Regions from separate parts of the Homo sapiens genome. Here region 1 is linked to region 2. A link is a loop called in an ENCODE intact Hi-C map of the cell type or tissue named here. Cell type or tissue: endothelial cell of umbilical vein. All regions are shown on one strand. Each heading gives the region's core, and the rest is flanking DNA. Links, peaks and the distances in the headings are about the cores only.

The links. Hi-C counts contacts between places; a loop is a spot of excess contacts. Peaks named below come from ENCODE experiments on the same cell type or tissue, not always from the same donor. Only the 100,000 strongest peaks of a DNase experiment are listed, where the experiment ranks them.
Region 1: it touches region 2 in a loop (2.1-fold over the local background); 13 of 110 quality-filtered maps call a loop at or near these places.

What each region holds. Positions count from the first base shown.
Region 1 is chr5:69,263,667-69,279,945 of GRCh38, forward strand. CDK7 (cyclin dependent kinase 7) reads left to right here. Exons shown (of 12, transcript NM_001799.4): 9 at 5,541-5,627; 10 at 9,226-9,375; 11 at 12,877-13,024; 12 at 13,441-13,764. The coding sequence ends at 13,469. It also overlaps a transcript of CCDC125 not described here. Among named protein-coding and RNA genes, the nearest start is that of CDK7, 37 kb to the left of the region's middle. RefSeq lists an enhancer at 2,136-2,636. In endothelial cell of umbilical vein, for the core only: no CTCF peak of the experiment used is centred there; a DNase peak (open chromatin) is centred at 7,825.
Region 2 is chr5:69,319,084-69,335,362 of GRCh38, forward strand. CCDC125 (coiled-coil domain containing 125) reads right to left here and starts at 13,718. Exons shown (of 12, transcript NM_176816.5): 1 at 13,566-13,718; 2 at 1,154-1,497. The coding sequence starts at 1,457. It also overlaps the pseudogene CHCHD2P2. In endothelial cell of umbilical vein, for the core only: no CTCF peak of the experiment used is centred there; no DNase peak of the experiment used is centred there.

The DNA.
Region 1 (16,279 bases), core at 3,400-11,399, 55 kb before region 2:
GCTGGCATGATAACTGCTACTTACCTGAACATAGAGTATACCAGAAATTCACACTGAGAATTTATCAACCACCACAATCCATTCATGGCCAAGAAGAAAACAGAATTCCATAGCCCCTAATGTTATGACTGATCACTCCATTGAGAAAGCAAATGAAGAGAGACAGCAGTTGAGAGTAGACAGGTTAGAGATTGTGGACCTGTTAACAATCATACTTGGAAATTTATTAGCCATTGGCATTGTTGCTGGAATCATCTTTAAAGTTATAAGGAAAATGACATGCAGACTAAAGAATTGTACTCTTCTGCCATACCTTTTGTCCTATTTTAAGCTGTTCTTGTGCTCAATTGAAAAGGTAGAAATGTTGCCCATATGAATGCTTAGCCAGGGATCACCAGATAGTTATTAAGGATCTTCAGATAGTAATGAATACTTCCAAAATGAAAGGCAGACTGAAACAAACTAAAAAGAAACTTGGAAAAAATGGAAACAACCAAAGCAGAAGAAAATTCACCGCCCCCAGCCCCCTTTCCAAATATTCAGAGATCTAAGAGATTATAGTGCATCTATAGAATAAGCACACCATACTTTTTTAAAAGGGGAACAATAAAATAAGAGACACTTGAACTATTAAAAATAGAAGATAGCCAAAAGCAAACAAAAACAGTGAAAGGAATGGGAAAGTAAGCTGCAAAACTCTTTCATTAACTAAAATCAAAAGATGAAGAGATGGCTAGGCACAGTGGTACATACCTGTGGTCCCAGCTACGTGCGAGGCTGAGGCAGGAGAATCTCTTGAGCCCAGCAGTTCAAGACCAGCCTGGATAACATTGTGAAACCCTGTCTCAATAAAAAGATAGATGGACTATAGTAGAGAAAAGATAAAATTAACAGATTGATCCAGGATTCTAGAATGTACCAACAGAAAACAAGGAAAATGGAGGGTAGGAAATCTCAAAATAGTGAAGCACTGCTAGATGTGAATCGTCAGACTAAAAGTGCCATGAAGAGTACAATTATGAGGCCGGGCGCAGTAGCTCATGCCTGTAATCCCAGCACTTTGGGAGGCCGAGGTGGGTGGATCACCCAAGGTTGGGAGTTTGAGACCAGCCTGGCCAATATGGAGAAACACTATCTCTACTAAAAATGCAAAATTAGTTGGGTTTGGTGGCACATGCCTGTAATCCCAGCTACTCAGGAGGCTGAGGCAGGAGAATCGCTTGAACCCGGGATGTGGAGGTTGCAGTGAGCTGGAGATCACACCATTGCACTCCAGCCTGGGCAACAAATGTGAAATTCCGTCTAAAAAAAAAAAGGCCAGGCACGGTGGCTCACGCCTGCAATCCCAGCACTTTGGGAGGCTGAGGCAGGCAGATCACGAGGTGAGGAGATAGAGACCATCCTGGCTAACACAGTGAAACCCCGTCTCTGTTGAAAATACAAAAAAAATTAGCTAGGCGTGGTGGCGGGCACCTGTAGTTCCAGCTACTCGGGAGACTGAGGCAGGAGAATGGCATGAACCTGGGAGGTAGAGCTTGCAGTGAGCCAAGATCGCACCACTGCACTCCAGCCTGGGTGACAGAGCGAGACTCCGTCTCAAAAAATAAAAAAAAAAATGAGTACAATTATGAAAATTACAAAGAAAACTTTCAAAAAAAAATTCTAAAGGCTCTGCATGAAAAAAAAAAACCTGTGCCAAGACACACTGTTGTGAAATTTCAGAATACGAAGGGGTAAGAAAAATATTTTATTTGCACAGAGAAGAAAAGCAGCATACATAGAAAAGAAAATAAAGTATTAGGGAAAAAGAATGGCATGAGCCTTCTCAACAGCAGCACTGGAATCTGGAAGTGTTCACATTGTGAGGGAAAATGATGCTCAACCTAGAATTCTTTGCCTGTTCATATTTTCAGTTTGCTCTGAGGGTAACTACAATTTATTACATCAGAAATTTACATCTAGGCCAGGCAGGGCAGCTCACTCCTGTAATCCCAGCACTTTGGGAGGCCAAGGCGGGTGGATCACTTGAGCTCAGGAGTTTGAGACCCACTTGGGCAATGTGGTGAAACCCTGTCTCTACCAAAAATACAAAAATTAGCCGGGCATGGTATTGAGTGCGTGTTTTCCCAGCTACTCAGGAGGCTGAGTTGGCAGGATCACTGGAACCTGGGAATTTGAGGCTGCAAGGAGGTGATATCGTGCCACATCACTCCAGCCTGGGTGACAGAGCAAGACACTAGCTAAAAAAAAAAGAAAAAAAGAAATCAAGAAATTAGCCAGACTTGGTAGTGCATGCCTGTAGTCCCAGCTGCTTGGGAGGCTGAAGTGGGAGGATTGCTTGAGCCTGGTTGTCAAGGCTGCAGTGAGCCACGTTTGTGCCACTGCATTCCAGCCTGGGTAACAGGCTGGGGTTCACCTTTAATTGGGCTCTGCAGGCGCTGCCGCACTCTCCACCTGGTGTGTATAGGGCATTTGGGGCCTTTAGAGGGCGCACTTGCGGTCAGCAGGCTGAAGAGGCTGCGGCGGCGAAGGCTGGGGAGCTGAGCTGAGCTGGTGCAGAGACAGCACAGGAGAAAAACAGAACCGAAAAATTCACACCGAATTAGAGGAGACAGACCTTGTCTCAAAAAAAAAGTTTAGGGCTGGGTGCGGTGGCTTATGCCTGTAATCCCAGCACTTTGGGAGGCCAAGGCAGGTGGATCACCTGAGGTCAGGAGTTCGAGACCAGCCTGGCCAACATGGTGAGACCCGGTCTCTACTAAAAATACAAAAATTAGCTGGGCATGGTGGTGGGCGCCTGTAATCCCAGCTACTCGGGAAGGTGAGGTGCTTAAACCCACAAGGCAGAGGTTGCAGAGAGTAAACCAACGGGAAGACATGAGATGCAGGGAACATAAGATTCAACACAGGAAAAAGGCAGTTCAAATTCTCATTTAATAGTGAAGGAAAGTTCTGGGAAAGCAGGTATGCATCAGGCCTGGAGAGTAGCTAGTCCAGATTGGAGCAGGTGGGGTGAGGACTTCAGCAGGGGTGGCTTCCAGGAAAAAAAAAAAAGGAACCGATGGATATGATTGGTTTAGTCATATAGAAATCGATATTTAATAACTGGAATATTTAGCTTTTATATAAACCAAGTTGTCAAAGAGCAGGCATTAGGAGTTGGTGGCGGAGGGCTAGGAAATCATTACCTTTAGGAAAACCAAATTGTATAAGAAGGGGAATTAATCTTAATTTTGGCTCTGCACTGAGCAAAAGTTACGTAATTATCAAAAATGAGAGGGAGATGATGGGTCAAAGAACCAATTTTTATTATAAGTCTTTAGTACTATTTAGTGTTTTAACAAGGTTCATGTATTTAATACAAATAAGACATTTTAAACACACAGCTTAAGTCCCAAAGCAGCTCTTTCTTTAGGGAAAAATAGTTTTCTTAGTATGGATATTTTCAAACATGCAAAAGCAAAGACTAGTAAAATGAGCCTCTATCTATACTCATCAACCAGTTTCAATAGTTTCAACATATGATTCATTTTATCAGTACTCTCCCACACTAGATATTTTTGCCACAAATTCCAAACATGTAATTTTATCCATGTTTCTTTAGTATTTTTCTCTATAAGGATTCCTTTTTTTTTTTTTTTTTTTTTTTTTTTTGAGACAGAGTCTTTGTCGCCCAGGCTGGAGTGCGGTGGCGTGATCTCAGCTCATTGCAACCTCTGCCTCCCAGGCTGAAGTGATTCTCGTGCCTCAGCCTCCCAAGTAGCTGGGATTACAGCCGTGCACCATGACACCCGCCTAGTTTTTGTATTTTTTAGTAAAAATGGTTTTGTGATGTTGACCAGCTGGTCTCAAACTCCTAGCCTCAATTGATCCACTCGCCTCACCCTCCTAAAGTGCTGGGATTACAGGAGTGAGCCACCACACCTGGCCATCTATAAGGATTCTTTAATCATAACCACAATACCATTGTCATCTGAAAAAAGTGAACATTAATTCCTTAATAAAATCAAGTCTGTATTCAGATTTTCCTACTTTTTCTCATAAATGTCTTTTTACATAGGCTTGTTCAAATTGGAGTGTGAAATCCATACATCAGACAGCTTAGTTTCATTTTTACATCATACAAAAGCACACCAATTCTTAAAATTTGTTTAAATTACAACCTTGTCCACAATTTGGCCTGCAAAGTGAGGGTACAGGTGCCCTACAAAAAACAAAAGATAATCCTTTTGGGTTTAAGAAGAAAATTAGCATGTCTAAAAATAGTTGTAATATTATTTAATATCCTTTTAGTTTTTTTGTTTTTTGTTTTTAAGATGGATTCTTGTTCTGTCGCCCAAGCTGGAGTGCAGTGGCTCCATCTCTGCTCACTGCAGCCTCCATCTCCCAGTTCAAGTGATTCTCCTGCCTCAGCCTCCTGAGGAGCTGGGACTACAGGCATGCACCACCACGCCTGGCTGATTTTTCTATGTTTGGTAGAGAGACAGGGTTTCAGCATGTTGGCCAGACTGGTCTTGAACTCCTGACCCATCTAGAGTAAGTTAGGTGCTCTTTCCATGTGGTCTAGGATCTCGTACTTACTCAACACACCGAATTGTAAATGCTTGTTTATGTGTATCAGCACTGCTTACCACCTCCACCTAAGGGGAGGGCAGGGAATGTCTCGTTTTCCTCTTTTAATTCCTGAGGCTTAGCACAAGGCCTGTTATATGGGAAGTGTTTATTAAAATTTGGAGTGAATAAAATGGATAGTAAAGGTGCTGTTTTGTTGGTTAGCAGTGGTAGGATCTAATAACGTACCCAATACACTTTGTACTAAATTTTCAATATTCGTTGCAGAGTTTTTAAGTTTTTCTTATTAAATTTATAGTATTTGTCTAACAGGTATCAAAAACCACTTTGAAGGCCAGGCATGGTGGCTGACGCCTGTAATCCCAGCACTTTGGGAGGCCGAGGCGGGCAAATCACAATGTCAGGAGATCGAGACCATTCTGGCTAACACGGTGAAACCCCATCTCTACTAAAAATACAAAAAAATTAGCCAGGCGTGGTGGCGGGCGCCTGTAGTCCCAGCTACTCTGGAGGCTGAGGCAGGAGAATGACCTGAACCCAGGAGGCGGAGCTTGAACTCCTGCACTCTAGCCTGGGCAACAGAGCGAGACTGTCTCAAAAAAAAAAAAAAAACCCATCTCTAAGGCTGGCGTGGTGGCTCACGCCTGTAATCCCAGCACTTTGGGAGGCTGAAGTGGGTAGATCACTTGAGGTCAGGGCTTCGAGACCAGCCTGGCCAACATGGCAAAACCTCATCTCTACTAAAAATACAAAAATTAGCCAGGCATGGTGGCATGCCCCTGCAGTCCCAGCTACTCGGGAGGCTGAGGCAGAAGAATCGCTTGAAGTGAGGAGGAAGTTGCAGTGAGCCAGGATTGCATCACTCACTGCAGCCTGGGTGACAGAGCGAGACTCTGTCTCTCTAAAAAAAGAAAAAAATTAAAAAAAAAAAACCCACCTTGAAAAGTCTCCCTCTTACTTTCTTTCAGGTTCCTTTTTTGCCAGGAGATTCAGACCTTGATCAGCTAACAAGAATATTTGAAACTTTGGGCACACCAACTGAGGAACAGTGGCCGGTAAGCCTTTATGCATTTTCTTTGAAATGTAATTAGGACTCTGTAAAGTTCTTAAACTGTCATATACTTTATATAGTGCTGTCACGTGAATATTAAAGACATTCATTATAATATGTACTCAGAACACTTTAAATGATAAAGTATATAAAGTAAGAAGTTACAATTGTGATATACCATCAACCTCTTGTATACATGTAGTCCTTTCCCCCCACCCCAGTAATCCTGACCTCAGGGTAATCACTATTAACAATTCATTGTAAAGTCATGTTAGGAGTTTATAAGCACACTACGAACATAAAAGGGTTGCATGTTCTTTGACTCCTTGACAAAAATGGGTTCACGTCGTATATATACACGGTGTGAAGCCATTATATATATAAAACCCATTACACACACATGCACACATGTAGGTGTACATATATGTATATATGATGTTTCTCTTAGATTTTTTTAAATTATTATTATTTTTTTTAATAGAGATGGGGTTTCACCGTGATGCCCAGGCTGGTCTCAAACTCCTCGTCTCAAGCAGTTCTGCCTCAGCCTCCCAAAGTGCTGGCATTACAGGCATGAGCCAGCGCACTTGGCTAACATGATTTTCTAAATAGTAATTGCTTACTGATGTTTCTCTTTGATTTTTTAAAAATTAAACTTCTTGGTGGGTGCGATGGCTCACGCCTGTAATCCCAGCACTTTGGGAGGCTGAGGCGGGCAGATCATTTGAGGCCAGGAGTTTGAGACCAGCCTGGGCTACAGAGTGAGACTCTGTCTCCAAAAAAAAAAAAAAAAAATTAAACTTCTTATTTTGAGAATATTATTCACGTGCAATTGTGAATATATAATTCACAATTATATATTGTGGCTGGGCACAATGGCTCACGCCTGTAATCCCAGCACTTTGGGAGACTGAGGTAAATGGGTCACTTGAGCCCAGGAGTTTAAGACCAGCCTGGGCAACATAGTGAGACTTCGTGTCTATAAAAAACAAAAATTAAAAAAATTTAGCCAGGCTTGGTGGTGCACACATTATGGTCCCAGCTACTCAGGAGGCTGAGGTAGGAGGATTGCTTGAGCCCAGGAAGTCAAGGCTGCAGTGAGCTGTGATTGCACCACTGCGCTTTACCAGCATGAGTAACTGAGTGAGTCCCTGTCTCAAAACTATAATAGTAATACTACAGACATATTTCACGGACCCTTTACCTAGCTTTTACAAGATGGGAGCATCTTATAAAATCAGTACAGTATCACACCAGGATGCTACAGTCAAGATACAGAATATCACCACAAGAATCTCTCATGGTATTCTTTTATAGCTATGCTTACTTTCCTTCTACCTACTCCTTAACTCTTGGCAATCACTAATTTGTTCTCCAGCTCTGTAATTTTGTCATTTCAAGAATGTTATGTAAATGGATAAATGGAATCACACAATATATAACTTTGTGGGATTAACTTTTTCATATCCATCATAAATGGAAGTTCATTCAGGTCATTGCATGTTAATAATTCATTCTCTCTTTTGTTAACTGCTGAGTATTGTGTGGATTTATTTCAGTTTCTTCAACCGTTCACCCATTGAAGGACATCTATATTTGTGTTGTTTCCAATGTGGGGCTATTACCAATAAAACTGCTCTAAACATTTATGTACAGTTTTTTATATAAGAATATATTTTTATTTCTCTGGGATAAATGCCCAGGAGTTCAGTTCTTGAGTCATATGGTAGTTACATATTAATTTTTAAATAACCTGCAAAACTCCAGAGCAGCTATACTGTTTTACATTCTCATCAGCAGTAAATGAATGCTCCAGTTTCTTGGAATCCTCTCCAGCATTTGGTGTTGTCACTTTTTAATTTTAGGCATTCTAATGAGTGTGTCATGATAGCTCATTTTGATTTTAATTTTCACTGCTCTAATGGTTAATGGTGTTGAATATCTTTTCTTGTGGTTATTTGCCATCTTTAGTTAAATGTCTCTTCCCCATTTTCTGATTGGATTCTTTGATTTTTGACTGTTGAGTATTGAGAGCTCTTCATATATTCTAGATAGTAGTCCAAAAAGTGTATGTAGTTTGCAGATGTTTTCCCTCGTGCTGCCTTTTCATCCTCTGCAAAATTGTAATCAGGTTTGTCACTTTTTCTTTAATTGATCATCCTTTTGGTGTCAAGTCAAAGAGCTCTTTTGCCCAGCCCAAAGATTTTTTGACAATTTTTTTTTCTTTTTTTTTTTTTTTTCAAGACAAGATCTGGCTTGTTGCCCAGGCTGCAGTGCAATGGTGTGATCTCAGCTCACTGCAACTTCCACTTCCCAGGCTCAAGCCATCCTCCCACCTCAGCCTCTTGAGTAGCTGGGGCTGTAGGCATGCACCACCACGCCCAGCTAGTTTTTGTGTTTTTTGTAGAGACAGGGTTTCTGCATGTTTCCCAGGCTGGTCTGAAACTCGTGAGCTCAAACGATTTGCCCACCTTGGCCTCCCAAAGTGCTGGGATTACAGGCATGAGCCACTATGCCCTTGGCTGTGACAATTTTTTTTGTATTTTTTTCTACAAGTTTTGTAGTTTTATACTTAAGTCCAAGATCTGTTTAGAGTTTACCTTTATATGATGTGTGAGACTTAGGGCAAGGTTCAGTTTTTGTTTTTTTTTTTCTTTGAGACAGTCTCACTCTGTTCCCCAGGTTGGAGTGGGGTCTCACTTTCTTGTCCAGGCTGGTCTCGAACTCCTGAGCTCAAGTGACCCTCCTGCCTCAATCTCCCAAAGTGCTGAGATTACAAGCGTGAGCTGCCACACCCAGCCAAGTTCAGATTTTTGCACATGTATGTCGAAGTGTTCCAGCAGTATTTGTTGAAATGACGGTCTCTTCATTGATTTAGTTTTTCACTTTTTTCAAAAATCCTTTTGGCAGATTTGTGTGGATTTCTAAGTCCTTTATTGAGTTCCATTGATTTATGTATCTCTCTCTCTGCCAATACAACAGAGTCTTAATCAAAGTAGCTATATGTTAAATCTTGAAATCAGGTAAAATGAGTCCTCCCACTTTATTGTTCTTTTTCAAAATCATTTTAGCTACTGTAGTCCTTTGCCTTTCCATATAAATTGTAGAATAATTGGTCCTATATCTAAGATAATTTTGCTAGGATTTTGATAAAAATTACATTAGACTTGCAAATCAATTTGAGGATAATTAACATCCTTCCTCTGTTGAATATTCCAATATGTGAACACGATATGTTTCACCATTTATTGAGATCTTTTGATGACTTTCATCAGCATTGTATAGCTTATAGTATATTACCCTATACATGTTTTGTTACATTTTTCACCTGTTTCATTTTTCTTTTTGGGGTGATTATAAATAGTACTGTGTTTTTAATTTTGATGTCCACATATTTATTGCTAGTGTACAAAATTACAATTGATTTTTAAATTTTCAATTTATATCCTTTTCAGCCTTGTCTTACTACTAGTTCTAGGACTTTTTAATAGATTTCTTGGAATTTTCTATATAAACCATCATATCACCTGAAAATGATTTATTTCATTTGCAATCTATATGCCTTTAATCCTTAAGTTTGAATTACAAAATTATTTTTACAGGACATGTGTAGTCTTCCAGATTATGTGACATTTAAGAGTTTCCCTGGAATACCTTTGCATCACATCTTCAGTGCAGCAGGAGACGACTTACTAGATCTCATACAAGGCTTATTCTTATTTAATCCATGTGCTCGAATTACGGCCACACAGGTATTTTGGTGTATCTTTTTTATACTAGGAAATATAAAAATAATCTTAACTGTAGCATTGATAAAAATAGAATTTCATAAAATTAACATTTTTTAAATACTGGAAAGATGTGTTTTTGTTTTAAGAAATAACAAACTTTGTATCTTTTCCCCAAACTACAAACACTATTAAGACTGAGATTAAATTATATGCACACAGAGATACAGGAGAGTTTACACTTATTACACTTGCTTAGGGACATTTAAATACATGTCTATTTCACATAATTGGCTTGTAAATACTTTACTTAGAAAAAGAAAACCAAGGCTTTTTATTTGTTAAGAAACTGGTATATTTCAGTTGAGCTCTTACAAATTCATTTAAATCTTGTAGCAATGCTGAAAGTAGTTTGTTCGGCTTATTTTTTCTTTCCTATATAATGCAATCCAGGTATGCATGCTGATCATTCTCACATTGAGAACATGGTAATGGGGAGGAAATGGTATAGTCAGATATAATTGTATGCTTACAAAAGCTTGAAAAATATTTGAAATAAAACAAAAACTGAAACTAACTGCTGTTTAAAGGAAATAACAAACTCATGAAAAATTTGGAAGACCTAGAATAACTTAGGGCAGAGCACTGTACAACACAGTGCAGTGATTTTACCTCATGAAGGGAGAGACTAATGAAAGTGAGATCACAGGTCTTTATGGAAACATATTAATGTACAGTAATATTAAGCATACAAAATAGATTTTTTTCTCTTTAGGTTTGTTCCAGGCTACAAAATCATTGTTTAATGCACTTGCTTGTATAAGCCTTCTCTTTTTAGCAATGTGTGCTATGTGAATATATATGGAGATGGATGGATGGATGGAAGGATAGATAGATATAGATGGATAGGTAGGTAGGTATATGCTGGGTATTTACCATTAGAATTATTCTCCTAATTTCTTTTTTAAAAAATTTTTCTTTATTATTTTTATGTCCATGTGTACACATACTCTTTTAATTTCAAACAAGTAATTTGTTGCCTTTTCACTCATACTTCTATGTATATTATTTCCATCATAATAAACTTGAGACCACATTTAATTATCTAGAAAGTTGTTTTCATTGGTAGTATAGTTTGAAACTTAACAGAAAAATACTAGTTGTTGTATTTGGGTTGTATTTTAATAGAATGAAGTTTTTAAAGTGAGTTTTGTTTCATGGATGTCTTTATTAAAGTTGGAATGAGGTATTTTCTTAGATCTTTAGCCCAGAATTAGCCTAATTTGCATATAGAACTGCTGTGATTTAGAAGTAATGCTTTAAAAATGCAGCTGTAGGCCGGTGCATCGGCTCACACCTGTAATCCCAGCACTTTGGGAGGTGAAGGAGCAAGGATAGCTTGAGCCCAGGAGTTGGAGCCCAGCCTGGGCAACATGACAAAACATCATCTCTACAAAAAGTAAATAAATAAAAAATGAAAATGCAACTGTTGAAGTAAGGAATCTCTAAATTACTGCAAATAATATTGGGAGTGGTGAGGAATGCTTGCAAAGTTTATATGGGCTTCATCTTTCTTAAAGGATTATCCTAAAGGAAGTATTTATTTATTTATTTTTGAGACGAAGTCTTGCTCTGTCACCCAGGCTGGAGTGCAGTGGCACGATCTTGACTCACTGCAACCTCTACCTCCCAGGTACAAGCGATTCTCCTGTCTCAGCCTCCCTAGTAGCTGGGATTACAGGTGCACACCACCATGCCTGGCTAATTTTTGGATTTTTAGTAGAGACAGGGTTTCACCATGTTATCGAGGCTGATCTCGAACTCCTGACCTCAGGTGATCCATCTGCCTCGGCCTCCCAAAGTGCTGGGATTACAGGCATGAGCCACCCCGCCCTGCCAGAAGTATTTTAAATCATTGTAGCCACTGGACAGCACTATGCTGCTGATGTAAATAGACAAGCATGTGAACCCGGGAGGTGGAGGTTGCAGTGAGCCAAGATTGTGCCACTGCACTCCAGCCTGGGCAACAGGGTGAGACTCTGTATCCAAAAAAAAAAAAAAAGACAAGCATGACCTGACAAACTTGTCATTTAGGATATAATTATTTTTATCAGAATTGTGGACCCAAGTCAAGAAAATGTATTGTATCTACAGCACTATAGTAGGGGGAAAAAAAGAGAAAATGTATTATAGAACATTGGCCTGGTAATTAATAGAAATAATCTTGGAGAAGCCCTTCCAAGTAAAATTTCTGTCCATTTGCAATGGATTGTTGAATTAGAATCCATTGGTTCCAACCTACTGTATTTTTTAAAAAGCCTTATTTTTTAAGAATTTATATTTTACATGACTTGGAATTTGAATATATATGGATAGTGTGGCCAACTTGTAAGTTCTTTTTAAGTTTCTCTCTTTGCATTTTGAACTGTAGAGTTCAATATGTAGAGAATGGAAATGTACAATATTTCACTAAGGATAGCTCATAATTAGTATAGGTTGAGCATCCTTAATCCAAATATCCGAAATCTGAAATGCTCCAAAATCCAAAGCTTTTTGAATGATGACGTGATGCCACAAGTGGAAAATTCTACACATAAGGACATTAACAAAACTTTGTTTTATGTACAAAATTAAAAATTTTGTCAAATTAAAAATATTTTATAAAATTACCTTCAGCCAGGCGCGGTGGCTCACGCCTGTAATCCTAGCTCTTAGGGAGGCGGAGGCGGGAGGATAGCTTGAGCCCAGGAGTTCAAGACAAGCCTGGCCAATATAGCAAGACCCCATTCTCCACAAAAAATAAGTGTAAAATTACCTTCAGTTTATATGTATAAGCTGTATATGAAACATAAGTTTCATTTTTAATCTTGGCTTCCATCCCCAAGGTACGTCATGTATATGCAAATATTCCACAGTCCAAAATCTGAAGCACTTCTGGTCCCAAGCATTTTAGATAAGATATATTCAGCCTGTATAGGCTATTTAATTATGGAAAAATTAGAAGGGAGTCTTTTTTTCTTTTCTTTTTTTGATACGGAGCCTTGCTCTGTCGCCCAGGCTGGAGTGCAGTGGTGCGATCTCGGCTCACTGCAACCTCTGCCTCTGGGTTCAAGCGATTCTCCTACCTCAGCCTCCCGAGTAGTGGGGACTACAGACATGCACCACCACGCCCAGCTTATTTTTGTATTTTTAGTAGAGATGGAGTTTCGCCACGTTGGCCAAGCTGATCTCGAACTTCTGACCTCATGTGATCCACCCGCCTCAGCCTCCCAAGGTGCTGGGATTACAGGCATGAGCTACTGTGCCCGGCCAGTCTTTTAATGGAATTATCAGCCAATCTTAGGATCCTAGGTATTTATTTGTAGTAATTTCCATTTGCAAATACTTGACATTAATTTTGTTTTGTTGGGAATGAGGGCATTCACATAGTATTTTTAATGCTCCCTATAATCTTGAAGGTAAGATTTTCCTTAACACATTTCAGATACTCACCTACCTTACTTTTGGTATCTTTTCTTTTAAAAGGCACTGAAAATGAAGTATTTCAGTAATCGGCCAGGGCCAACACCTGGATGTCAGCTGCCAAGACCAAACTGTCCAGTGGAAACCTTAAAGGAGCAATCAAATCCAGCTTTGGCAATAAAAAGGAAAAGAACAGAGGCCTTAGAACAAGGTAAGATTCCCACTTTTAAAAGAAATTAAATGAATTTAGAAAACTCCAAATAGCTCGTGTATGGCTAGCGACTGAACAACAGCAAAGAAATGTAGCTTGCTAGCTATTTAATTTTTATAAATTTAATTGTATAAAGTAGAGAGACTGTGCCGTTTTAGGTATGTTTACTTTCATTGTGAATACTTCGGCAGCTTTTGTGTATACCTCAGAATTATGGGAACTATGTATGTGTACCTTGTTCCCTTCATAAATTCCTTCTGTAAACTACATGCTAAATGTTTAACAAGTGCTACTGGAAAAAATGTGTCAGTGAAATAATGTAGTTGGAATGCAGTGACTGGTTAAAATTGCTATGAGAATGTGAACTTTGTTAAATGTGAACAACTTTTTTTTTTCTTGTTCTTTTTGCTTCCTAGGAGGATTGCCCAAGAAACTAATTTTTTAAAGAGAACACTGGACAACATTTTACTACTGAGGGAAATAGCCAAAAAGGCAAATAATGGAAAAATAGTAAACATTAAGTAAATGCTGTAGAAGTGAGTTTGTAAATATTCTACACATGTAAAATATGTAAAACTATGGGTTATTTTTATTAAATGTATTTTAAAATAAAAATTTAATTCTGGTTTTTCTGATTAGAGTGCAAAAGTGAGAAAAGTTCAATACTCTTGAAATGTAGAATTGAAAATGCATTAGGGAAAACTTAATAAAAATTATTACCAGTTATTTGGAAGATCTGACCCATATAGTATCACAAATCTGTAGTAGCATGGGTAGTGTTTAAAAATAAAAATGTTGGCCGGGCGCGGTGGCTCACGCCTGTATTCCCAGCACTTTGGGAGGCCGAGGCGGGCGGATCACAGGTCAGGAGATCGAGACCATCCTGGCTAACACGGTGAAACCCCGTCTCTACTAAAAATACAAAAAAAATTAGCTGGGCGTGGTGGTGGGCGCCTGTAGTCCCAGCTACTCAGGAGGCTGAGGCAGGAGAATGGCGAGAACCCGGGAGGCAGAGCTTGCAGTGAGCCAAGATGGCGCCACTGTACTCCAGCCTGGGTGACAGGGCAAGACACAGTCTCAAAAAAAAAAAAAATGTAGTAGTGGTGTAGTAAATACTACCCAAACTTAACAAATATTAATATACGGAATGTACTAAAAAAAGAAAACATTACAGATAAAATTGAGATTCCCCCCAACCTTTTTTCTGAGGCGGGGGACAAAGTCTCACTCTGTCACTCAGGTTGGAGTGCAGGGGCACAATCCCAGCTCACTGCAAACTCTGCCTTCAAGTGATTCACTTGCTTCAGCCTCCTGAGCAGCTGGGATTATGGGCACGCACCACTACACCTGCCTAATTTTTTTTATATTTTTAGTAGAGACAGGATTTCACCATGTTGGCCAGGCTGGCCTCTAATTCCTGACCTGAAGTGATCTGCCCACCTCGGCTTCCCAAAGTGCTGGGATTACAGGCATGAGCCACTACACCTGGCCAGAGGTTCCCTCTTAAAAATTCACTTTATTTTATTTTTTTTTGAGATGGAGTCTCGCTCTGTCACCCAGGCTGGAGTGCAGTGGTGCGATCTTGGCTCACTGCAACCTCCACCTCCTGGATTCAAGCAGTTCTCCTGCCTCAGCCTCCCAAGTAGCTGGGGTTACAGGTATGTGCCACCACGCCTGGCTAATTTTTTTTTTTTTTGTATTTTTAGTAGAGATGGGGTTTCACCATATTGGCCAGGCTGGTCTCGAACTCCTGACCTTTTCATCCACCTGCCTTGACCTCCCAAAGTGCTGGGATTACAGGTGTGAGCCACCGCGCCCAGCCAATACTTCACTTTATTTCTATTTTTTCCTTTTCACTTTCCCCAGAGGGAAATGACTCTATGAAATTGGTGTGTATCTTTCCATGATTTTATGCTAGTATTCTGTAAGAGTGCATGTAGTGAGATGCATAACAATGTACAGCATTGTTTTGGGTCTCAAAATTGTATATAAATTGATAGAATCTCTCTCTCCTTTTTTTTTTTTTTTTTTTGTGAGATAGTCTCTGTTGCCCAGGTTGGAGTGTAGTAGTGCAATCATGGCTCACTGCAGCTTCGAACTCCTGGGCTCAAGCCATCCTTCCACCTCTGTCCCCAGTAGCTGGGACTACAGGTGCATACCACCATGCCTGGTTAATTTTTTTTTTTTTTTTAATGAGACAGAGTCTTGCTCTGTTGCCCAGGCTGGAGTGCAGTGGTGCAATCTCAGCTCACTGTAACCTCTGCATCCTGGGGTTCAGGTGATCCTCCTACCTTAGCCTCCCAAGTAGCTGGGATTACAAATGTGTACCACCATGCCCAGCTAATTAAAGTAACACAAATGTATTAGCTCACAGTTCTGTAGGCCATATATCTGGCTCAGCTGTGTTTTCTGCTTAGGGTCTCACAAGGCCAAAATCAAGGTGTTAGTCAAACTAGTTTTATTTGGAGGCCCCTGGAAAGAATCTGCTACCAAGCTCATGCAGGTTTGTTTTTTTTTTTTTTTTGGAGATGGAGTCTTGCTCTGTCGCCCAGGCTGGAGTGCAGTGGCACGATCTCGGCTCACTGCAACCTCCGCCCACTGGGTTCACCCATTCTCCTGCCTCAGCCTCCCGAGTAGCTGGGACTACAGGTGCCCGCCACCACGCCCAGCTAATATTTTGTATTTTTAGTAGAGACGGGGTTTCACTGTGTTAGCCAGGATGGTCTCTATCTCCTGACCTCGTGATCCGCCCACCTTGGCCTCCCAAAGTGCTGGGATTACAGGCGTGAGCCACCGTGCCCGGCCGCTCATGCAGTTCTTATAGTTGCAATTCTTGTGCTCCATTGCCCCCATTTCCCTTTTGACTGTTAGCCCAGGGCCTCTCTCAGCTTCTTAAGGAAACTTCCATGCCTTTGTCCTGTGGCACTCACCACAGGACAGCAGCAGTGCATCAAACCCACTCGTGCTTCAAATCTGTCTGACTTCCTCGTGTGTGTGTGTAGACAGGGAGCTGCCAAGGGAGAAGCAGCCAAGCAGCTAAGAGTCCAGGAGATAATAGCGCCAAAGGGATCTGAGGACACTCAAAATGTGTCTAACACGTGAGGCAGGATAGGAGTGTATTATTCCGTTCTCAAACTGCTATAAAGAATACTACCCAAGACTCAGTAATTTATAAAGGAAAGAGGTTTAATTGACTCATAGCTCCACATGGCTGGGCAGGCCTCAGGAAACTTACAATCCTGGCAGAAGGGGAAG
Region 2 (16,279 bases), core at 2,816-10,815:
CACCCAGCTAATTTTTATACTTTTAGTAGAGATGGGGTTTTGCCATGTTGGCCAGGCTGGTCTCAAGCTCCTGACCTCAAGTGATCCATCCGCCTCAGCCTCCCAAAGTGCTGGGATTACAGGCATGAGCCACTGTACCCGGCCTGCAGGTTTATTTTCTATCTCCTCTATTAGAATGTGAAATCCATGACATTAGGGCCTTTGTCTATTTTGTTTACTGACATTATTCTCAGAAATTGGACCTGTGCCTGACACCTAATGATGCCCAGTAAATATTTGACTGCAAAAAAAAGTACTTCACAAAAAAGGCAAGGTTGGTAATCATTTATAGATATCATTAATATATTAGATGCATAACTACTGTACTGTACAATATTTAGAAATATAAACATCGACTACTTTTTTTTTTTTTTTTTGAGATGGAGTCTTGCTCTGTCGCCCAGGCTGGAGTGCAGTGGTGCCATTTTGGCTCACTGCAAGCTCCGCCTCCCGGGTTCATGCCATTCTCCTGCCTCAGCCTCCCGAGTAGCTGGGACTACAGGAACCTGCTACCACGCCCGGCTAATTTTTTGTATATTTAGTAGAGACAGGGTTTCACCATGTTGGCCAGGATGGTCTCGATCTCTTGACCTTGTGATCCACCTGCCTCAGCCTCCCAAAGTGCTGGGATTACAGGCGTGAGCCACCACGCCCGGCTATCAACTACTTTTATACTACCACCAATCCCAAGAGATGAATAAAGATAAATTTCTAAAAGCTGGGTGCAGTGGCTCATGCCGGTAATCCCAGCACTTTGGGAGGCCGAGGCAGGCAAATCATTTGAGGTCAGGAGTTTGAGACCAGTCTGGCCAAGATGGTGAAACCTCGCCTCTACTAAAAACACAAAAATTAGCCAGGTGTAGTGGTGCATGCCTGTAATCCCAGCTACTCCAGTGGCTGAGGCAGGAGAATCGCTTGAACCCGGGGGGTGGAGGTTGCAGTGAGCCGAGATCGCGTGCCACTGCACTCCAGCCTGGGTGACAGAGCAAGACTCCGTCCAGAAAAAAAAGAAAATCTAAAATCCAATATGGTTATTTATTTTAGATTTTGGAAGGGTTATAGCTTTGATACTATGCACAGGAGAAAGAAAGGAGAGGAAATTCAGCATTCTTACCAGTGCTACTTTGTCGTCTGTAATTGGAAATTCTGGACACTTGAGGGAATGTATCTTGCTGGCTCTTATGCTTGGAATACTGAAAACTCGCTTCATTTCTTTCTTCTCCCTTTCTCGGAAATGGAGGAGGGCTAAAGTTCTTTCCATCTGATCTTTTTCTAGACCTATGTGAAAATTCTATTTCATAAATCCCACCAGGTTTCCTTCCGAGGCCATACCCTAAATCACCTTCTGTCATGTCATCCTCTTCTGTTTCCCAGAGCTGCACGTCTGACTCACTTGATGATCTTGCCACCTTGCTCATGAGCCAAATGCCGTCTTTATCATAAGAAAAAATGGGCTGTCTGTAGTTAAGAAAAACAGTAGTTAGGAAAACATCAGTAGATCCAGCAACCCCACCTCTCGATATTTACCCAAAACATTTGAAATCAGTATGTCAAAGAGATGTCTACATTCCCATGTTTGCTGTAGCACTGTTCACAATAGCCAAGATATGGAATCAACCTAAGTGTCCATCAAAGATGAACAGGTGAAGAAAATATGGTGTGGGGTGTGTGTGTGTGTGTGTGTGTGCGTGTGCGTGTGTACACAATGAAATACTAGTCAGCCTTGAAAAAGAAGGAAATCCTGTCACTTGGGACATCATGGATGGAACTAGAAAACATTATGCTAAGTGTAATACGCCAGACACAGAAAGACAAATACCACGTTCTTCCTTATGTATAAAATAAAAAACAATCAAACTCAAAGGAGCAGAAAGAAAAATGGTGGTTACCAGAGGCTGGGGGATGGGAGGAATGGGGAAATGATGGTCAAAGGGCACAAAGTCCTAGTTAGACAGGAAGAATAAGGTTTTTTCCTTTGCAATACATTGCACAGCATGGTGAATATAACAAAAATGTATTGAACATTTCAAAATTGCTCATAGAATAAAATTCAAATATTCTCACCACAAAAATGATAAGTATTTGAGATGATGGATATGTTAATCAACTTGATTTAATTATTCCACATTGTATTCATAAATCATAACATCACTTTGTACCTCATAAATATAGGCAGCCATAATCTGTCAATTTTCAATTAAAAAAACAAAAAACCTAACAAACAAAATGAAGAAAACCCATCAGTAAAGTCATGTGTCACCTAATGATGGGAATATATTCTGAGAAATGTGTTGTTAGGCAATTTTGTCGTTGTGTGAACACCATAGAGCATACATACACAAACCTAGATGGTATAGCCTACTATACCCCTGGGCTACATGGTAGAGCCTATAGTTCCTAGTCTACAAACCTGTACAACATGGTATAGCACTGAATACTGTAGGAAATCGTTACACATGGGTCAATATTTGTGTATGTAAACATACCTAAACATAGAAAAGGAACAGTAAAAATACAATAGTATCTTATGGGACCACCACTGTCTATGTGGTCTGTCATTGACTGAAACATAATTTGGTGCATAACTGTATAATAAAGCTGAATTTTTCAGGGAAAAAAGTTTCTTTCTGTATTATACAGGCATGAATATCCTAGCAATGCACTCGCACATAAATGCCCTTGCAATCCAATTATAAGTATTTAACATTTCAGAACTCTTTTTTTTTTCTTTTAGACGGAGCTTCGCTCTTGTTGCCCAGGCTAGAGTGTGGTGGCGCAATCTTGACTCACCACAAACTCCGCCTCCCGGGTTCAAGCGATTATCCTGCCTCAGCCTCCCAAGTAGCTGGGATTACAACCATGCGCCACCATGCCCGGCTAATTTTCTATTTTTTTTTTAGTAGAGACGGGGTTTCTCCATGTTGGTCAAGCTGGTCTCGAACTCCTGACCTCAGGTGATCTGCCTGCCTCGGCCTCCCAAAGTGCTAGGATTACAGGCATGAGCCACCGCGCCCAGCTGGGTTTTTTTTTTCATTTGTTTGTTTGAGAGATGAGGTCTAACCATGTTGCCCAGGCTGGTCTCCAACTCGTGGGCTCAAGTGATTCTCCCAGTTCAGCCTCTGGAGTAGCTCGGATGACAGGAGTGAGGCACCACGTGGGGGTGGGGAGCAGATATACTCTACATTCAATAAATACTTGTTTAGTAACTGAATAAAGGAAGAGAGGAATAAAGAAACAAACTGAAATACAATCATCCCAAGGAATTCAAGGGGAACTGGTTCCAGGACCCCTGTGTATTTCCTTGGATCCTCAAATTCTTAGCCAGGCATGGTGGCTCACACTTGTAATACCAAGGCTTTGGGAGGCTGAGGCTAGAGGATTGCTTGAGCCCAGGAGTTTGAGACCAGCCTGGGCAACACAGTGAGAACCTGTCTCTACAAAAAAAAAATTTTTTTTTTTTGAGACAGTCTTGCTCTGTCGCCCAGGCTGGAGTGCCGTGGCGCAATCTCAGCTCACAGCAACCTCCGCCTCCTGGATTCAAGCAATTCTCCTGCTTCAGCCTCCTGAGTAGCTGGGATTACAGGCACGCGCCACCACACCCGGCTAATTTTTGTATTTTTAGCAGAGACGGGGTTTCACCATGTTGGTCAGGCTGGTCTCAAACTCCTGACCTCATGATACACCCGCCTTGGCCTCCCAAAGTGCTGGGATTACAGGTGTGAGCCACCGCACTGGCCCAAAAATTTTTTTTTAAATTAGCTGGTGGCACACGCCTACTCAGGAGGCTGAGGTGGGAGAATTGCTTGGCTCTGGGAGGTGGAGGCTGCAGTGAGCCATAACTGTGCCTCCACACTCCAGCTTAAGCTACAGAGCAACATTCTATCTCAAAAAATTTTTTGTTCGGCCTGGCGCGGTGGCTCATGCCTGTAATCCCAGCACTTTCAGAGGCCAAGGTGGGCGGATCACTTGAGGTCAGAAGTTCAAGACCAGTCTGGCCAATATGGTGAAACCCCATCTCTACTAAAAATACAAAAAAATTAGCCGGGCATTGTGGCGTGTGCCTGTAATCTCAGCTACTCAGGAGGCTGAGGCAGAAGAATTGCTTGAACCTGGGAGACAGAGGTTGCAGTAAGCCGAGATTGCGCCACTGCACTCTAGCCTGGGCGACAGAGAAAGACTCCATCTCAAAAAAAAAAAAATTTGTTAATTTGTTAATCAAAAAGGTATCATATTTGCATATTATCTAGGCACATCCTCCTGTGTACTTTATATATATTTTCAATTGTCTCTAAATTACGTATAATATCTAATACACTGCCTATACATCACTTCATTCCCGTGGATTTAACCTCGTACTCTGAGTCCTGCAAATTCGTCTTTGTTTTTGGAACACTGTGGATTTTTTTTTCCAAATATTTTCAACCCTGGTTGGTTGAATCAACCAATGTGGAACTCACGGAGCTCCTATCCCACCTCAGGCCACGCACAGCAGGTTTGGTTAGACTGTACTTGCTTTTAGGGCAGAAAAACAAAACCGGCACCCTAGCAGGACTCCACAGCAGATACAGAGGAGTTATGCCTGCCTTTCTTCCCAGCAGAAAACTTCTCCTGGCAAAAATGCCTACAGATCAACTAGTATCACTGAGCCCTCCCCATGTGGAGACCACCCTAGTCACCTACCTGGTGACAGTGAAGCAGCCGGGAGAAGCAGAAATGCTCAACCTTGTGCCTCCAGGACAGAGTGCAGTTAAGAGGGACTTTCACCACCAGGCATTTCAAAACAGCTGCTTTGCTATAGCTATTTAGAAATATTTCATCCTTCTCTCAAGGCTCATTAAAAAAAAAAGTGGGGTGTGGGGGTATAAACATGTCTAACATTTTTCTCTAAATATCCTGCTGTTTAAGTAGTTGCTTCCAAAACTTCGAAAGACATTTAATCTCAGTCTTGCATTTGTTGTGGAGATCTCTCTATTCTTCCACTATTAAACCTTATGTAGACACCAAATAAATCTGACCATGTATTAAGGAATTTCTGTCATTTTTAGGATCAAAATGCCATATATTTTCAATGTTAAAAACAAATACCCTTAAAAGATTTGAACAGATATGTCATCAAAGAAGATACATGGATGGAAAGATGCTCAGCATCATTAGTTATCAGGCAATTATAACTTAAACCCCAGTGAGATTCCACCTCACCGCACTGACAATTCCAAGTGCTGCTGAGGATGTGGAGTAACTGAAACTCTCATACATTGGTGATGTGAGTAAAACATGGTACAACCACTGTGGAAAACAATTTGATAGCTTCTTACAAACATGTGACCTGGCAACTGCATTCTTCAGGATTTACTCAAGAGAAACAGAACCCCATGTCCGTACAAAGATGTGTGCATGAATATTCATACATCACTCAATTTGTCAAAAATTGGAAACAACCCAAGTGTCCATCTGCAGTAAAACAAAGAAACTGTGGTCTGTCCATACAACAGAATATATTTGTCAGTAAAGAACAACGCATTTCTGACATATGCATTACACATGCAATGCATTTCCGATATATGCAATGAATTTCCCAGACATTACGCTAACAAAAAAGCACATACTAGGCCGGATGTGGTGGCTCCCACCTGTAATCCCAGCATTTTGGGAGGCTGAGGTGTGAGAATCACTTGAGGCCAGGAGTTCGAAACCAGCCTGGGCAACATAGCGAGATCCCCATCACTAATTAAAACAATAAATAAATAAACAACAGCACATACTGTATGAAATACTGGGAAAACTAACACACAATGATGGTAAACAAATTAATGGTTGCTTGGCATTGGAGAAATGACCACAAAGGGCATGAGGGAAGTTTTCTGGGGTAATGGAAAACTTCTATATCTTCACCACAGTGGCCACTTATCAAAACTCATTAGGCTGGGTGTGGTGGTTCATGCCTGCATCTCAGCAGTTTGGGAAGCCAAGGTGGGCGGATCACGTGAGGTCAGGAATTCAAGACCTGCCTGGCCAACATGGTGAAACCCCATCTCTACTAAAAAATACAAAAAATTAGCCAGGTGTGGTGGTGCATGCCTGTAGTCCCAGCTACTTGGGAGGCTGAGGCAGGAGAATGGCTTGAACCCGGGAGGCAGGGGTTGCAGTGAGCCGAGCTTGCACCACTGCACTACAGCCTGGGCAACAGAGTGAGATTCTGTCTCAAAAAAAAAAAAAAAAAAGATGTAATAATACCTAGCACTTGTTGCCTGCTTTCCATGTGCTAGACAGTTTTAAGTGCCTTAGATTATATTTATTCTTTACAAACACTCTGCAAGAAAATACCATTATTAAGTACGAAAATTAAACTGAAGCAGACAGAGACTGAGTAACACAGTCAACCAGAAGTGGAGATGGATTTTTTTTAAGAGACAGGGTCTCGGGCTGGGCACAGTGGCTCACGTCTGTAATCCCAGCTCTTTGGAAGGTCGAGGTGGGCGGATCACGAGGTCAAGAGTTTAGGACCAGCCTGGCCAACATGGTGAAACCTCATCTCTACTAAAAATACAAAAATTAGCCAGGTGTGGTGGCAGGTGCCTGTAATCCTAGCTATTCGGGAGGCTGAGGCAGGAGAATCACTTGAAACCAGAAGGTGGATGTTGCGGTGAGCCAAGATCGTGTCACTGCACTCCAACCTGGGTGAAAAAGCAAAACCCTCTGTCTCAAAAAAAAAAAAAAAAAAAAAAAAAAGAGAGACAGCATCTCACTCTGTTGCTCATTGCTTAGGCTGAAGTGCAGTGATGGCATCCACAGCTCACTGCAGCCTCGACCTCTTAGGCTCAAGTGATTCTCCCACCTCAGTCTCCAAAGTAGCTGGGACTACAGATGTGTACCACCTTGCCAGGCTAATTTTTAATTCATTTTGTAGAAACAGGGTCTCGGGCCAGCCAGTCTTGAACTTTTGACCTCACGGGATCCTTCCACCTCAGCCTCCCAAAGTCCTGGGATTACAGGCATGAGCTACCACCCCTGGCCCAGAGACAGATTTTTAATCCAGATATCTGATGTCAGAGCCAACACTCTTAGCCACTGTTTTGTATTATTTGGAGAATTTCAATGAAATTAACATCAGAGTATACCAAGTTTCTATTATTTATGACTTCAAATAGAACTTAAAGTAAAAGTCTAAAATATCTAGTTTGAGCAACATCTAACAGATTCTGGATCCACTTTTTCCCAGATTTTTATAAAATCATCTTGGTTCTTTTACAAGATTATTTCCTTAAAAAGGAGATTTACCTATTTTGTCAAGGTAGATAAGAAGATATTTATTGAATCAAAGAATAATCCCTTGAGAGGCTGTGTTTTACCTCTAGTGCAGTAGACTCCTGCTTGTTAAGGGCAACCTCTGGCCTGTGTTAAGAAGGGTGTGGTCAGGATTAGGCAGGCAGCAGAGAAGAAAATGGAATTGGTCAATATAAGGGGGAAAAGCTGTAAAAGGAAAGAGTAAGCAATTGTAGAGTTAGCTAAGAATATTTTTCAATGCACCACATAAATTCAGGCATCATGGGTACGCCTTCCTGCTATTCAGAGTTGAATATAATGAGGTTTTGTTGTTGTTTTGTTTGTTTTTTATCCCTGCCTACTGTTTCTTAAACTTAACTTCAGGCTGGGAATGGTGGCTCATGTCTGTAATCCCTGAACTTTGTGAGGCCAAAGAAGGAGGACTGCTTGAGCCTAGTAGTTCAGACCAGCCTGGGCAACACAGTGAGACCTCATGTCTACAAAAAAAGGAAAAAAAGAAAACTGCTGGGCATGGTGGTGCACACCTGTAGTCCCAAGCTACACGGGAGCCTGAGGTGGGAAGTCAAGGCTGCAGTGAGCTGTGATCACGCCACTGCACTCTAGTCTGGTCAACAGAGCAAGACCCTGTCTCTAAAAATAAATAAAATAAAATGTAACTTCAGGGACTGCTGACTGTATATTCTCCCACTTTTTTTTTTTTTTTTTTGAGACAGCGTCTTGCTCTGTCGCCCAGGCTGGAGTGCCCTGGCGAGATCTCGGCTCACTGCAAGCTCCGCCTCCCGGGTTCATGCCAGTCTCCTGCCTCAGCCTCCTGAGCGGTTGGGACTACAGGTGCCCGCCACCACGCCCGGCTAATTTTTTGTATTTTTAGTAGAGATGGGGTTTCACCGCGTTAGCCAGGATGGTCTCGATCTCCTGACCTCATGATCTGCCTGCCTCGGTCTCCCAAAGTGCTGGGATTACAGGCATGAGCCACCCCGCCTGGCCTATTCTCCCACTTTTTATATGCTGATAGTAAGGTAACATGAAATACCATACAAATTAAACTTCACTTTTGAAACACATTACTTCCAAGAAAGTGAAAATATTTGAAGTCACTAAACTATCCAACCAGTTTAATGTATTCAGGGTTGATGACCAGGGAAGCAGCAGGATGTGTTAACGGAGAAGGCACTGACTCGAGAGGTCTGGGTTCAAATCTCACTTCACCACTTGCCACTTTTTGATCTTGGGTAAGTCATTTAACTTCTTAGAGCCTGTTTTATTTCTTAACAGGGGTTTAAGCATAACTACTTTATTGGGACATTTTTGGGCACCACTGATATATTTGAAATCAACTATGGTAGCCAAATCAATGTTTATTGAATTTGAATACTATTTTCTTCAATTGTCAATTTAGGGGACTAGATTTTTGGTTCTTCAGAGCTCTAAAATTGTTTCTGTATCAGCATTTTCCAAAGTGTGCTCCATGGAACATGTTCTCCAGACTATTAGGTTTTGCTAGGAATAAAAGTGTCCTTTTGGTTTTATTGAGGGCTGGAGTGCAATGGCGCAATCTCAGCTCACTGCAACCTCCGCCTCCCAGGTTGTAGCAATTCTTGTGCCTCAGCCTCCCAGGTAACTGGCATTATAGGCACCTGCCACCATGCCCAGCTAATTTTTGTATTTTAGTAGAGACAAGGTTTCACCATGTTGGCCAGGTTAGTCTCAAACTCCTGACCTCAGGCCATCCGCTCACCTCTGTCTGCCAAAGTGCTGGGATTATAGGCGTGAGCCACCAAGCCTGGACTTTTTTTGTTTTAATTTTTTAAATTAAAATGAGTCTGTATTTATGCCTGTTTTATGTTCAATGCATTCAGCAATTTACTCTACCATTTAATTTCTAATTGGACAAAATTAGAAAATAATAAAATATGTTGAACAATAAAGAAATAGTTAAATCTTGGTTTAACAACTTTATAAAATACTATGTAATTAAACAAAATTAATTAAATAAGTATTAGAGTTATAGTGTATTTAACATAGTTTAAGAATAATCTCCAGCCTGGGCAACAAGAGTGAAACCCCATCTCAAAAAATAAAAATAAAATAAAAATAAAAATAAAAATACTATGTAGTATAGACTAGGCAGCAACATGATAAATGCTCACATATACAAGTGTAAAACATAAAAAGCAGAATTCAAAGTTGTCTGTACTAGAACAAAGATTAGAAGAAAAACAAAAGATAAAAATAAATTAGTAGGATTAGAGTATTTTTCCATATACCATTTTTATAATATTGTATTTTAACAGTACTACAAAATCTAAGAATATCTACAGCTGATTCTGTACTATATGGTAATCTTGAATAGATAAACACAGAGGTTCCTTCATACTTTATACGTTTGACTTTTTTTTTTTTTTGAGATGGAGTCTCGCTTTGTCACCCAGGCTGGAGTGCAGTGGCGCCATCTCACCTCACTGCCAGCTCCGCCTCCTGGGTTCACACCATTCTCCTGCCTCAGCCTCCTGAGTAGCTGGGACTACAGGTGTCCGCCACCACGCCCGGCTAATTTTTTGTATTTTTAGTAGAGATGGAGTTTCACCGTGTTAAGCAGGATGGTCTCAATCTCCTGACCTCATGATCCGCTGGCCTCGGCCTCCCAAAGTGCTGGGATTAGAGGCGTGAGCCACCACGCCCGGCCTACCTTTGACTTTTAAAAGACGACTTGAACCAACATATCAATATATGCTGTCTAAAATAGATGTGTCAACGTTTAGGATTAAAGTATTTATTTTTATATGGACAGAGTCTCAGTCTGTTGACCAGGCTGGAGTGCAGTGACAGCTCACTGCAGCCTCGACCTCTGGGCTCAAGTGACCCTCCCATCTCAGCCTCCCGAGTAGCTGGGACTACAGGCATGTGCCACCACACCTGGCTAATTTTTTTGTTCTTGTAGAAGCTAATTTTTGTATTTTTTGTAGAGACGAGGTCTCCTTATATTGCCCAGGCTGGTCTCAAACTCCTGGGCTCAAGCAATCCTTCTGCCTCGGCCTCCCAAAGTGCTGAGATTACAGGTGTGAGCCACCATGCCCAGCCAGGATTCAAGTCTTTTTTTTTTTTTTTTTTTTTGAGACGGAATTTTGCTCTTGTCACCAAGGCTGGAGTGCAATGGCGTGATCACGGCTCACTGCAACCTCTGCCTCCTGGGTCAAGTGATTCTCCCACCTCAGCCTCCTGAGTAGCTGGGATTACAGGTGCCTGCCACCACACCCAGCTAATTTTTGTATTTTTAGTAGAGATGGGATTTCACCATGTTAGCCAGGCTGGTCTCGGACTCCTGACCTCAGATGATCCACCTGTCTCGGCCTCCCAAAGTGCTGGGATTACAGGCATGAGCCACCGAGCCCAGCTCGGATGTATTTTTTTCTATTCCAGCCCAGGCATACGTGACTTGCCCCAAATACAATGGTAATTAGCAGCAGAGCCAGGACTAGAAACAATATTTCTGGCTCTTTGTCCAGTCCTCTGGCCACTTGGGAAAGGCTGTAGGATGAATAGATTACAGTCTGTTAGCAGTCGTCTCACTTTTCCACTAAAACAACTCTTTAAAAGATGACCAGTGACTTCCTCATAGATAAATCCAAGATCAAGTTTCATTCCTCAGTCTCCTCTACCTTTGCAGGAGCTGTGACACTACTGACTCACTAAGTCCAGGTCCACCTGACTCCTGAAGCCCCTAGAAATAGAAATCTGATCCTCCTCCTTCCCTGACTCATATCTTCTCATATCTGTCCTCTAAGGCTCTTTTTCTTTTTCCTGTCCCTTTTGTAAATGTTTGGCTTCTTTTACTAATCTTAAATACACATCTCCAACTGGATATTCCACCAGCAATCCAAGCACATCTTGCTCAAAAACAAATTCACCGCCGGGCACGGTGGCTCATGCCTGTAATCCCAGCACTTTGGAGGCTGAGGCGGGCGGATCATGAGGTCAGGAGTTCGAGACCAGCCTGGCCAACATAGTGAAACCCTGTCTCTGCTAAAAATACAAAAATTAGCTGGGCACGGTGGTGTGCACCTGTAGTCCCAGCTACTCGGGAGGCTGAGGCAGGAGAATCGCTTGAACCCGGGAGGCAGACATTGCAGTGAGCCGAGATTGCACCACTGCACTCCAGCCTGGGTGACAGAGCAAGACTCCATCTAAAAAAAAAAAATTCACTATCCTCCCAGCCCCCATTCCAGGTCTCCCTCTGAGTCCTCTATTTCTGCAAATGCATCAACTATGCTCCAAAACACTCAGGAGCAAAACTTTGGAATTGTTTTTTCCTCTTTGGTCTTCACATGCCTTCAGTTGCTAGGTCTTCTAGACCCAAAAAAATCTCCCCAAACTATGTCATTCTTTGCACATTAATTTCACTGCCCTGGTGGAACGTCTCTTTAATTCCCCAAGGCTAGCCTGATAATTTCCTAATTGGTCTACTTCAAGCCAACCTACATACTGCTGCCAAGTCAATAATATCCAAGTGCAAACCGAATGATGTCTCTCTCTTGCTGTAAAACATTCCATGGCTCCCATGGCATGTATAATTGTAGTCAATGTCACCCTGTTTTCCTTTTTAAAAAAAATGTAGGCTGGGCACAGTGGCTCACACATGTAATCCGAGCACTTTGGGAGGCTGAGGCGGGCAGATCACCTGAGGTCAGGAGTTTGTGACCAGCCTGGCCAACATGGTGAAACCCCGTCTCTACTAAAAATACAAAAATTAGCCAGGTATGGTGGCGGGCGCCTTTAATCCCAACTACTTGGGAGGCTAAGCAGGAGAATCGCTTGAACTTGGGAGGTGGAGGTTCCAGTGAGCTGAGACAGCACTATTGTCTGTCACCCACGCTGGAGTGCAATGGTGCGATCTCGGCTCACTGCAACCTAGACCTCCTGGGTTCAAGCGATTCTCCTGCCTCAGCCTCCCCAGTAGCGGAGATTACAGGCGCCCACCACCATGCCCGGCTAATATTTGTATTTTTGTAGAGACGGGGTTTCACCATGTTGGCCAGGCTGGTCTAGACCTCCAGACCTCAGGAGATCTGCTCACCGGTCTCCCAAAGTGCTGGAATTACAGGCGTGAGCCACTGCGCCCAGCCGAAACTCCGTTTCAAAAAAATAAAAATAAAAATAATGTATCCAACTGAAGTGTCACCCTGTTTTCTACAACAAAGCTACAGTTTTCACCTCCAGTTTCATCTGGCAGTACTCCCTGGATGTACTCTGCGCTTCCACGTAAGAGGAACTGCACTTGCTCCCAGGGCTCCTCCCTCAGCTCAGCTTGGTCACCTGCAAGCCTCTATTGGTGCCATTCTTCACCCCAGGAATGCTGTTTCTTCTCAGAGCCCCCTCAGTTCAGGACAGCACTCCCTCCAGTAGCCTTCCTGACTCCCTTGGACCAGATGTGATTTCTTCCACATCTGAGTCTTCCCAGTTCTGGGAGGTTTTACTGAATCTTTTTAATAGTGCTTACTTCCTACCTGACCTAGACTGACTGTATATTCCCTTATGCAGAGACTTTGTGTGTCTCGTTTGCTTATGCACAACATGTGTTCCAAAGATATTTGACAGAATCGAAAGAGAAAACCGATTCCTGCCCGGAAACCTTTGGACAGAAGAATCTACATTCAGTAGCCTGACAACTCTGCCTTAGCAAACAAGTTGGTCAAACATGCCTAACTCCATGACAAAGAGGAACTAACTTGAGCCCTCCCTGGTGAACAATGGCCTGCTGCACTTTGCTTTAGGATTTTGTTTCTTAACTTTTCATTTTAGAATAATTTTAGATGTACAGTAAATTGCAAAGATAGTACTAAGAATTCCTGTGTACCTTTTACCCAAATTCCTCTAATGTCAACATTTGTGTACAATTTGTCGAAATTAAGAAATTAACATGGGTACGTGCTATTAACTAAACCACAGCCTTTATTATTTTTTCCACTAATGTCTTTTTCTGTTTCAGGATCCAAACCAGGATACTGGCGCTATAGTTTTATAAGGCTCAAAATTAACAGAAGAGAAAAAAAGTAAAGCAGGTGGAGAGGCAGAGAGAGAAATAGGGTCTCTGAAATCTATTTCTTATTTTTTTCTTATCAGACGAGGCCATTAAACTGGCATTCAGGGAAAAGGATTTGGGCAGTTTGTCCACAACCTGCAGAGTTTCCACGAATCTGCGCATCCCGCCCCTGCCCTGGGTCCTCCCCACTCCCGGTTCCCACCTGCCAGGTCTGACCCCGGGTACCCTCTCAAGGTCCGTGGCGGGGACCGGAGCCCGGACTCCAGCTCAGCGAACAGCACCCTCCTACCGCCCCGGCGCCCCACTCAGCTCGCTCACCTGGCAAGTAGCCTCCTCTCCGTGCGCGTGCGCCGCTGCCGCCGCGCGTCCTCCGGGCCACCACGTGACCGCGTGGGCGCAGTCCCAGACAGGAAACGCCGGTGAGGTCGCCCTGGGCCATGGAGGCAGCTCGCGCTACTTTTTCGCGACCTCACTGTGTTCCTGTGTGCAACCTGATGTTAGCTCTGTCCACCTTCAGCTCCAAAGCCAACCACGGGTAACCAATATGCAAACAATGACATGAGATTTAGAAAAACAACAAGACGGGGCCTGTGTCAATACAGGTAAAATTTGGTGGTTCAAACATTGAGGTTCAGACCGGCGCGGGGTTTCACACCTGTAATCCCAGCTTTTGGGAGGCCAAGGCGGGAGGATCGCTTGAGGCCAGGAATTCGAGACCAGCATGGCCAACATAGTGAGACCCCGCTCTACAAAAAATTTAAAAAGTAGGGCTGGGCGCGGTGGCTCACGCCTGTAATCCCAGCACTTTAGGTGGCCGAGGCGGGTGGATCACGAGGTCAGGAGATTGAGACCATCCTGGCTAACACAGTGAAAACCCTTCTCTACTAAAAATACAAGAAATTAGCCGGGCGTGGTGGCGGGTGCCTGTAGTCCCAGCTGCGCAGGAGGCTGAGGCAGAATGGCGTGAACCCGGGAGGCGGAGCTTGCAGTGAGCCAAGATCGTGCCACTGCACTCCAGCCTGGGCAACAGAACGAGTCTCCGTCTCAAAAAAAAAAAATAATTAAAAAGTAGCGGGTGTGGTGGTGCGTACCTGTAGTCCCAGCTACTCAGGAGGCCGGGAGGCCGTCAGGTGGGAGGATCCCGTGAGCCTGGGAGATCCAGGCTACAGTGACCACTGCACTCCAGCCTGGGCGACGGAGTGGAGACCCTGTCTCAAAAAAGAAACAAACCAAAACCAAAATATTAAGTCTCTAGGAATCCTGTAAGAGAAGGGTAGATCGGGCCAGGTGCGGTGGCTCACGCCTGTTAACCCAGCACTTTGGGAGGCCAAGGTGGGTGGATCACCTGAGGTCAGAAGTTTGAGACCAGCCTGGCCAACATGGTGAAACCCCATCTCCACTAAAATACAAAATTTAGCCGGTCGTCACACGTCCGGAGGCCGAGCCGTCGCGTACCTAGGATGCCGCGTGGAAGCCGAAGCCGCACCTCCCGCATGGCCCCTCCGGCCAGCCAGGCCCCCTCAGATGAGAGCTGCACCCAGGCCAGTACCAGTCGTTCAGCCACCAGCAGCGGCACCCCCATCTGTAGTTGGCTCTTCTGCTGCTGCGCCCCGGCAGCCAGGTCTGATGGCCCAGATGGCAACCACTGCAGCTGGCGTGGCTGTGGGCTCTGCTGTGGGTCACGCCATTACTGGGGCTTTCAGGGGAGGAAGTAATGCTGAGCCTGCGAGGCCTGACATCACTTACCAGGAGCCTCAGGGAACCCAGCCGGCACAGCAGCAGCAGCCTTGCTTCTATGAGATCAGTTTCTGGAGTGTGCCCAGAACCAGGGTGACATCAAGCTCTGTGAGGGTTTCAATGAGGTGCTGAAACAGTGCCGACTTGCAAACGGATTGGCCTAATCAAGAAGTTCAACCTGGAGAGATGGAAAATCAGCTCTCATAACTAAGTTAATTTAGTATAAAAATAGAATTGATAGTGAGGGTATAAAGTGTAACCATGAGTTAAACCTCTCCTGTCATTCCTAGCTTCCTTGCTTCAGAATTGAAATGGAAGGGGGGTGTTCCTACTCTGTAGAATCTGTGACAGGGCAAATGTTTGTGTGGCCTCCTTAAACTAGCTGTTATGATTTTATTCTTTGTGAGTTAATTAGAATAAAGTCATTTTCTTCCAAAAAAAAAATTAGCCGGTCGTGGTGGCAGGTGCCTGTATTCCCAGCTGCTTGGCTGAGGCAGGAGAATCTCTTGAACCCGGCAAGCGGAGTTTGCCGTGAGCCGAGATCGCGCCACTGCACTCCAGCCTGGGTGACAGAGCAAGACTTTGTCTTAAAAAGAGGAGGTGGGGGTGGGAGAGAGAGAGAGAGAGAGAGAGAGAGGGAGAGGGAGGGAGAGAGAGAGAGAGAGAAATCTAAGCTGAGGTTCAGAGGTAGAGGCAGTCATTGAAAAACAGGCTTTTGCGGGCGGGCGGCGTCCACTGCAAGGATGCACTGTCTGGCTCCCTCTGGAGGCGGGAGCACGAAGGAGCGACCACGGAGCCCTTGAGCCTGTGGATGGTGGCCTCGGCGGCCGGCAGGCCATGCTGGAGTATCTGCCAACCTGATGAAGACGAGGACGTCCCACAAGTTCCGGACAGACGTGGCCGCCAAATTAATGAGGAAAGAAAAGGAGTCTTTTTTTTTTTTTTTAAAGACAGAGTTTTTCTCTTGTTGCCAGGCTGCAGTGCAGTGGCGAGATCTCAGCTCACTGCAACCTCTGCCTCCCGGGTTCAAGTGATTCTCCTGCCTTAGCCTCTGGAGTAGCTGAGATTACAGGTCTGCACCACCACGCTCAGCTAATTTTGTATTTTTAGTAGACAGGGGGTTTCTCCATGTTGGTCAGGCTGGTCTCGAACTCCTGACCTCAGGTGATTCGCCCGCCT